Linked DNA regions of Homo sapiens: region 1 is linked to region 2. The links are chromatin contacts, found by Hi-C or POLR2A ChIA-PET in ENCODE. All regions are on one chromosome and are shown on one strand. The core of a region is the stretch at or near the end of the contact, and the rest is flanking DNA. Distances in the headings are between cores, read along the strand shown. Region 1 holds the start of ABCC4 (ATP binding cassette subfamily C member 4 (PEL blood group)). Region 2 holds the start of UGGT2 (UDP-glucose glycoprotein glucosyltransferase 2).

Region 1 (3,885 bases), core at 861-3,360, 750 kb before region 2:
GCAGAAACCACACCCATATTCCTTCCTCCTCCACGTGCCCCTCTCCTTAAGAGAAAGGCCGCCAAACAACCAAGAGAAGTTCCTACACCCACTGAGTGTACCACAATCGAAACAAGAGTAAGCGACTCATCCTCTTGGAATCCCCTAGGTCAAGCTTGTCCAACCTGAGGCCCATGGGCTGCCAAATTCGTAAGCTTTCTTAAAACATCAGATTTTTTTTTGCGATTTTTTTTTAGCTCATCAGCTATCATTAGTGTTAGTGTATGATTAGTGTTAGTGTATTTTATGTATGGCCCAAGACAATTCTTCCAGTGTGGCCCAGGGAACCCAAAAAATTGGAGACCCCCACCCTAGGTTGTCCCATAATAAAAGGCAATATCAACATGTGGGAAAGATGAGGCGGCAGAGGTCAAGAAACAGAAGATCTAATAATCATCCAAGTGAGATTGAAGCCCTTCAAAGGTTCAGGCTTATGTAGTTAGCAGACGGAATTCCCCCACACACACCCGCCACTCCCCCAAGACGGAGTCTCACTCTGTCACCCAGGCTGGAGTACAGTGGGGCGATCTCAGCTCACTGCAACCTCCGCCTACTGGGTTCAAGCAATTCCCCTGCCTCAGCCTCCTGAGTAGCTGGGATTACAGGCGTGCTCCACCACACCCGGCTAATTTTTGTATTTTTAGTAGAGACGGGGTTTCACCATGTCAGCCAGGCTGGTCTCGAACTCCTGACCTCGTGATCCACCCACCTCTGCCTCCCAAAGTGCAGGGATACAGGCGTGAGCCACCGCGCCAGGCCAAGATGGAAATTTTAGTTACTACTGTCACCCGAGTCTTTCTCCGTTTGTTTCCTTGCACAAAATGGGTAGGGCTGTGGGCCCTCCCAGCTCAGGAGCCCTGGGGTGGTTTTAAGAAGGTAGAACTCCTGGTAGGAACCACCTGCATCAAGACCATGGATCACCTCTCTGAAGGTTAGCGATTCCAGGGACCCCACCTCCGAGCTGTCCTCCTACGTGGAAGTGAAAGTATTGGAAACAGGGGAAAGAAGCTGGTCAAAGACAGACTCCAGTCGTGGCGGTGCATGTCCCAGTTAAAAGCAAATCCTGGAAAATCTTGTTCAAGAACAGGGTCCCCATTCATAAATGAAAAATAATAATAGTGTTATTTTACCCACATGAAACTTGCCATAACTAGGTACCACGACCCACATGGACACACAGTGAGATTCCCACAAAGAGGCAAAAGGAGAGCCCTGGTCACTGAGACAAAAGATACAGAGACACCGGGACACAGAGAGGTACAACGGGACGTGGAGTTGGATCGAGCTGTCTCGTAAGGAATATCGGAAGGGGTGGGGACACTACTGGGAGATGGCATAGGTCCAGGACACTAATTAGGCTTTGGCTGAGATCAGATAAAGGAAACTGTTCGTAAGCTGCTTACTTAAAAAGAAAGGAAAAGGTGCGTTTGAGTTCAGGAGACTGCGAGTCCCAGAGCAGGAGGCGGGAGCCAGCGAAGGGTGGGCGTGTAAGGGGTGCAGTCGCTTCTCCCGCTGGGCAAGAGACTCCCCCTTTCGGCAGCCTGGGTTCCCCGCCTCCCCACCTCCTGCTCCTCCTCCCCCGAGCCCTAAGGGCCCGCAGGGCCTCCAGTAGCAAAGCCACTGGCCCCGCGTCCCCGCGTCCCCCTGCGCCGCGCCCCGGGGCGCAGGCAGGGACCACGCGGCCGGCGTGGGGGCGGCGCCACCCGCAGCAGAAAGCCCCGGCGTGGACCGCGTGGCGTAGGAAAGCGCTCCCCTCGCCCCCAGCCGCAGAGGGCTTGGGCAGCATCGGGCGCGGCCCCGGGAGAGTGCGTCCGCGGCGCCAGCGGCTGCAGGGTGACCTGTTTCGGGCGGGGACACTCACCAGAAGAACACGCGTGAGCAGAGGTTCGCGTCCTGCAGCGGGTTGGGCTTCACCTCCTGGTACACGGGCAGCATCTTGCCGGGCGGGGCGGGCGCGGGCCGGGGTCGCGCTGATCAGGCGGCGGTGGCCGCGGGCTCCGCTCCTGGACCTCAAGCAGGGATGCTGGGGCTCCGGCCGCCACGCCTGTCCGCTCGGCTGGAGCCTGTGAAGCAGCCGCTTCCGGGAGCCGGGCGCCGGCGGCACGCCCCGTCCCCGCCTCTCAGGCCCGCCGCCTCGGGGGCGCCCGCTACGCGCCGCCGCCTGGAGCCCGGGAGCTGCGCACCGCGTGCGAGCGCGGCCGGGACCGACGGGTGACGCGGCGGGAGGAGACGCGGCGGGAGGAGGCGAAGCTGGCGACGCCAAAGGGAGCCCAGAGCTACGCCCAGGGGTGAGGCGAGGGCCGCCTGCGCCGCTGGATGGAGAGGGTAGCAGAGCGCGCGGCAAGGAGGCCGGGTCCGGAGGTGCCCACGTGCACGAACCCGAGTGAAACTTTCCGAAATTCACTATCCGAGTCTAGGCGCCGACACAGAAGGTGGAGCAGGGAGGCGTCGGCTGTGCCCGCCCCTGCGCCGCAGAAACGCCCCCTCGGCTACGGGTTTGGGAAGACTGGGAGACAGCTGCCTCGTGCTCTAGCAGCCCGCCCCCTGGGCGCCTTTCCCTTCTCAGGACCAAACGACGGTGCCATGGGAGGCTCTTCAACCTGTGAGCCAAACATTTGACCTTGGACGACAGCAAAGTTTAGCCACAGATTATCCTTGTAGAGCTGCAAGACCTCAAGAAAGCCGGGTAACTCGAGAGTATGACCCAGATGAATTCGGGAGATGGATGAATGCTGTCGTCGATGGGGGCGGGCTTTAGGCATCTCACATGTTGCATGCTACGGTGGACCTCTGAGCTTTTTGCTGCCCCCTTAGATTGGGAAAGGAATATAAGAGGAAAGAGAGACTGCCTGATGATTTCTGTCGTCAAGCCCTAAAGCCTAACAGATAACAGTGGCAAACGACACGTGGGTTCCAGAATACCAGTGATGTTCATGTGCATTTCTGAGTGCGTAGCCTCACTAGTGTGTGTGTGTGTGTGTGTGTGTGGCAGTCTCACACACAGTGTCACGATTATGGCTCATTGCACCCTCGACCTCCCAGGGCTCAAGCAATCCTCCCAACTCAGTTTAAGTAGCTAGGACTACAGGCACCCGCCACCACACCCGGCTCATATTTTGTAATTTTTGTAGAGATGCAAAAATCAAAATCAAAGGCTCCAAGTTCAAATACTGATAATTTTTGAAGCCAAATGATTGTCATGGAGGTTTATTTTCTTCATATTTCATGCATGTTTGAGAATTTGGTTTTCTTTGTAATAAGATCATTTTATTGTTCCTTGATAATTTCTCACTTTGTTGCCCAGGCTGGTCTCAAACTCCTAGGCTCAAGTGATCCTCCCACCGTGGCCTCCCAAAGTGCTAGGATTACAGGCATGTACCACCACGCCCGACCAATTATCTCACTTTTAATTCTATCAGTGCCCCATTCAAGGTTATCCTTACTTTATAGATGAGGAAGGTGAAGCTGAAAGGCAGAACTTGTCCAGTCTTAGAGCCAAGAAAGGATAAAACATGATTTGCAATAAGCCTATGTCTAAGCATGGCCTGTCTCCCTGGTGGATGGCCAGTGTGCATGAGAAGTGCCCAGAATATGCTGGTTGAATGGCTGTAGGAATGAATGAACAAAATCTTGTTCCAAGCTTGTGTACTCCCACCTCTAAGTCTTCAGTCATTTCTGTGGCTACCTTAACAAGGTCAGCAGCTGCTCTTCATATCCACCCTGAATGAAAAAAAATGAAAGGCTCCAAGTTCATGGTGCTTGGAACAAGATCATTTTATTGTTCCTTGATAATTTCCCATGTATATTTGCTAAAATAGTATAGTTAATAGCTTTTAAAGAAAGCCT
Region 2 (3,878 bases), core at 842-3,341:
CATCACACACCAGGGCCTGTTGTGGGGTTGGGGGAGCGGGGGATAGCATTAGGAGATACACCTAATGTAAATGATGAGTTAATGGGTGCAGCACACCAACATGGCACATGTATATCTATGTACCTGCACGTTGTGCACATGTACCCTAGAACTTAAAGTATAATAATAAAAAAAATAGCTGGGACTTAATTAAACTAAACAGCTTTTGCACGGCAAAAGGAATAGTCAGCAGAGTAAACAGACAACCCACAAAACGGGAGAAAATCTTCACAATCTATACATCTGAAAAAGGATTAATATCCAGAATCTACAAGGAACTCAAATCAGCAGGAAAAAAAAAACAGTCCCATCAAAAAGTGGGCTAAGGACATGAATAGACAATTCTCAAAAGATATATAAATGGCTAACATGAAAAAATGCTCAACATACTAATGATCAGGGAAACACAAATCAAAACCACAATGCGATACCACCTTACTCCTGCAAGAATGGCCATAATAAAAAAATAAAAATAAATAATAGATGTTGGCGTGGATGCAGCGAACAGGGAACACTTCTACACTGCTGGTGGGAATGTAAACTAGTATAACCACTATGGAAAACAGTGTGGGGAGTCCTCAAAGTACTAAGAGTAGATCTACCATTTGATCCAGCAATCCCACTACTAGGTATCTACCCAGAGGAAAAGAAGTCATGAAAAAGATAGTTGCACAAGTATGTTTATAGCAGCACAATTCACAAGTGCAAAAATGTGGAACCAATCCAAATACCCATCAATCAACGAGTGGATAAACTGTGGCATATATATGATGGAACACTACTCAGCCATAAAAAGGAATCAATTAATGGCATTCACAGCAACCTGGATGAGATTAGAGACTATTATTCTAAGTGAAGTAAGTCAGAAATGGAAAACCAAATATAGTATGTTCTCACTGATATGTGGGAACTAAGCTATGAGGATGCAAAGGCATAAGATTGACACAATGGACTTCGGGGACTCGGGGGAAAGGTTGAGAAGGGAGTGAGGGATAAAAGACTACAAATTGGGTGCAGTGTATATACTGATGGGGTGATGGGTGTACCAAAATCTCAGAAATCACCACTAAAGAACTTACTCATGTAACCAAACACCACCTGTTCCCCAATAAACTATAGAAATGAAAAAAAAAAAGAACTTTTAGCATCAAATACATGAACTTATGTGGAGTCATGGAGTCTCTTTTTAGGGACACACACTGTTGCTGTGGTGAACAGCCATTAAGTCATTGGTGTAAAACTTCATTTTTGCTAAGAGAAAGAACTTTCTAATTTTACTCAACTAGAATACTAAAGGGCAAAATGCAATAGCTACAAGTTTTGTTCTGCAGAGTAAATGACAGGTCATGAACTAATTCCGTTGGAAGAGATACAGGAAAAATATTACCTTGCAGGAAGCTGCCCTCCCCATAGTAAGCCTAGGAGCTGATGGTATGATGTCATCATTACGAAACTAGGTACTTTAAGCACTGTCTGAACAGAACTGCCTACCCCAGTAGAAGCTCTTGCGTTAAGTGCCACGCGTAAATGCTAATACATCCCAACGTATTAAAGCAGGGCAGGGAAGCTTTAAAAATCGTAGGTAAAGTAAGACTGAGGGGGAAAGGAACTGCAAGTGAGTGCTGCACGGGAACCGAGAAGCCGCCCCGGGTCGGGAAGGAAGGAGGTGGTGATGCTCAGGGCCAGAGCGGGGGCGTCTGGAGAACCCGGGTGGGAGCCAGACACCCGCTGCGAGCACGAAGAAAGCGCGGCTGAGGGTGGCAGCGCGCCCACACCCGCCCGGACGAGGGCCCGGCCCGCACCCACCTTGCCTCCAGCAGCAGCGGGGTCTCGGGCCACTTCGCGGCCAAGTGGGCAGTCACCGACTTGGACGCGGCGACCGTCCCGGAGCCGAGCTGCGAAAGCCACAGCGCTGTGGAGCCTAGTAGCAGCCGCACCACGTTCGTGGCTTTCGCTGGCGCCATGGCACGGAGAGAAAAGCGCGAGTCCCTCGGACCCGGTACCCACAGTCTGTGGCCGCCACGCTTCGGCCGGCTCTTCCCGCTGCGCGGCTGCCCACTTCCGGTGGGAGGAGCTCGAGTCCGTTACTGGGTGCCGGGTCCAGACCGGCGCATGCGTGTCCCGCTCCGGCGCGGTTTAGTGGGTGCGGCCTGGAGAGCCCACGCCAGCCGGACACTGGGCCACGTCGGAGCCGCCGGGGCGGCGCCGGGTTGCTGAGCGGCGTCACAGATGCTCCCGCGGGTCCGCTCCCGCGGGTCCATTCCCAGGACTTTGGGTTCTCGGACAGAGGCCTTAGGACACGGGGCGGGAAGCTGGCTCTCCAGACCGAACTAGGGCTCTGGAGTTGCCAAAATCTGGAAGCAAAGTCAGGACCACTTGCATATTGTCCACCTTTTACATAGGAGGAAAATAAGTCCAGTTAAAGTTGAAGTCCCCACCTCACGCAGTTCTCAAGTGTTACTACAGGTTGGAATCACCTGGGAGAGCTTTTATAAGGCCGCCGCCAAGGCCACGCCCCGTACCTGAGAATCTCGGGAGGGGGGGTGAGATGCGGCATCAGTAGTATTAGTTAAAATCCGCAGGCCGGGCGCGGTGGCTCACGCCTGTAATCCCAGCACTTTGGGAGGCCGAGGCGGGCGGATCACGAGGTCAGGAGATCGAGACCATCCTGGCTAAAACGGTGAAACCCCGTCTCTACTAAAAATACAAAAAATTAGCCGGGCGTAGTGGCGGGCGCCTGTAGTCCCAGCTACTTGGGAGGCTGAGGCAGGAGAATGGCGTGAACCCAGGAGGCGGAGCTTGCAGTGAGCCGAGATCCCGCCACTGCACTCCAGCCTGGGCAACAGAGCGAGACTCCGTCTCAAAAAAAAAAAAAAAAAAAAAATCCGCAGGTGATTCCAGTGTCCAATCATGTTAGGAAACCCGTGACTTACGGGTGGCTCTCAAACTTTAACCACTTGCTTGTTAAAACACTGCAGAGTGGTGGGCCTCCCCACAGTGTTTCGGATTCAGTAGAGCCCTTGCGGGGGCCGAGAACTTGCATTTTATTTCTCCCAAGTTCGCAGATAATACTAGTGGCTAGAAATCACACTGGAGCCTTTTCCATTGGAAGGTGTGGTCCAGGGTAGGCTTCAGCTGTGAGCTCAATGGAAATGCAGAAGCTCAGGCCCCGCCCCAGACCTAATGAATCAAGATCTCCAATTTAACGGGAACCACAGGTGATTCCTATGCACAGGAAAGGTGGAGAAGAGTGATTTAGAGGATTACATTTAAAAGTGCACAGAAAAGTGCCAATAAGCCTGAGCATGGTGGCTCACGCCTGTAGTCCCAGCACTTTGGAAGGTCGAGGCGGGAAGGTAGCTTAAGCCGAGGAGGTAGAGGCTGCAGAAAACGGTGATTGCGCCACTGCCCTCCAACCTGGGCGAAAGAGGGAGACCGTGTCTCAAAAAAACAAACAAACAAAAGGCCAATACGTGATAGTTGTTTTGTCAGAGTAAAATATATGGTAAAAGAGTTTAGCGGATGCACGGATTCATTGCTTTTTTTCTCTCCTGTTACTCCTTTGCCCTGCAGGGAAGCTGGATCTCTTGAAGTTGCGGAAACATAGTCATTCCCTTTTTTCGTTTCATTTGCTTAGTCAGTACCCTTCCTTAGAAAACCCTATTCCGCTAAGCAGTTCCACGAATTTCCAGAATAATTTCTCACTTCCAAAGTTTAGCCTTCATTTCCTGATTTATCCTACTTGGTATGATCTATCCTTACTTTAAATTTCCTCTTTATTGTAACTGCCATATAGCACTTAAGTTCTCACTTTAATACTTGAGTACGCTACTTACTTA

Evidence for each region. A loop is a pair of places that touch in the nucleus more often than their neighbours do. ChIA-PET counts read pairs that join two places held with the same protein, here RNA polymerase II (POLR2A). Pooled maps may share reads with other maps.
Region 1: a loop to region 2 is called in a pooled map, with 5 times the contacts of the local background. The contact joins the promoter of ABCC4 here to the promoter of UGGT2 in region 2. A Hi-C loop is called at or near these places in 1 of 37 single-sample maps with no recorded cell type and 6 of 50 pooled maps. POLR2A ChIA-PET finds 5 or more read pairs at or near these places in 1 of 52 experiments (GM12878).

The regions. Positions count from the first base shown.
Region 1 is chr13:95,299,341-95,303,225 of GRCh38, forward strand. It overlaps ABCC4 (ATP binding cassette subfamily C member 4 (PEL blood group)), which reads right to left and starts at 2,111. Exons shown (of 31, transcript NM_005845.5): 1 at 1,901-2,111. The coding sequence starts at 1,974. LOC102724149 (a long non-coding RNA gene) reads left to right here and starts at 1,611. Exons shown (of 3, transcript XR_429273.4): 1 at 1,611-1,923; 2 at 2,606-2,986. RefSeq lists enhancers at 394-453, 2,056-2,830 and silencers at 1,647-2,286, 2,317-2,376, 2,557-2,616.
Region 2 is chr13:96,051,310-96,055,187 of GRCh38, forward strand. It overlaps UGGT2 (UDP-glucose glycoprotein glucosyltransferase 2), which reads right to left and starts at 2,092. Exons shown (of 39, transcript NM_020121.4): 1 at 1,846-2,092. The coding sequence starts at 2,003. RefSeq lists an enhancer at 1,854-2,353.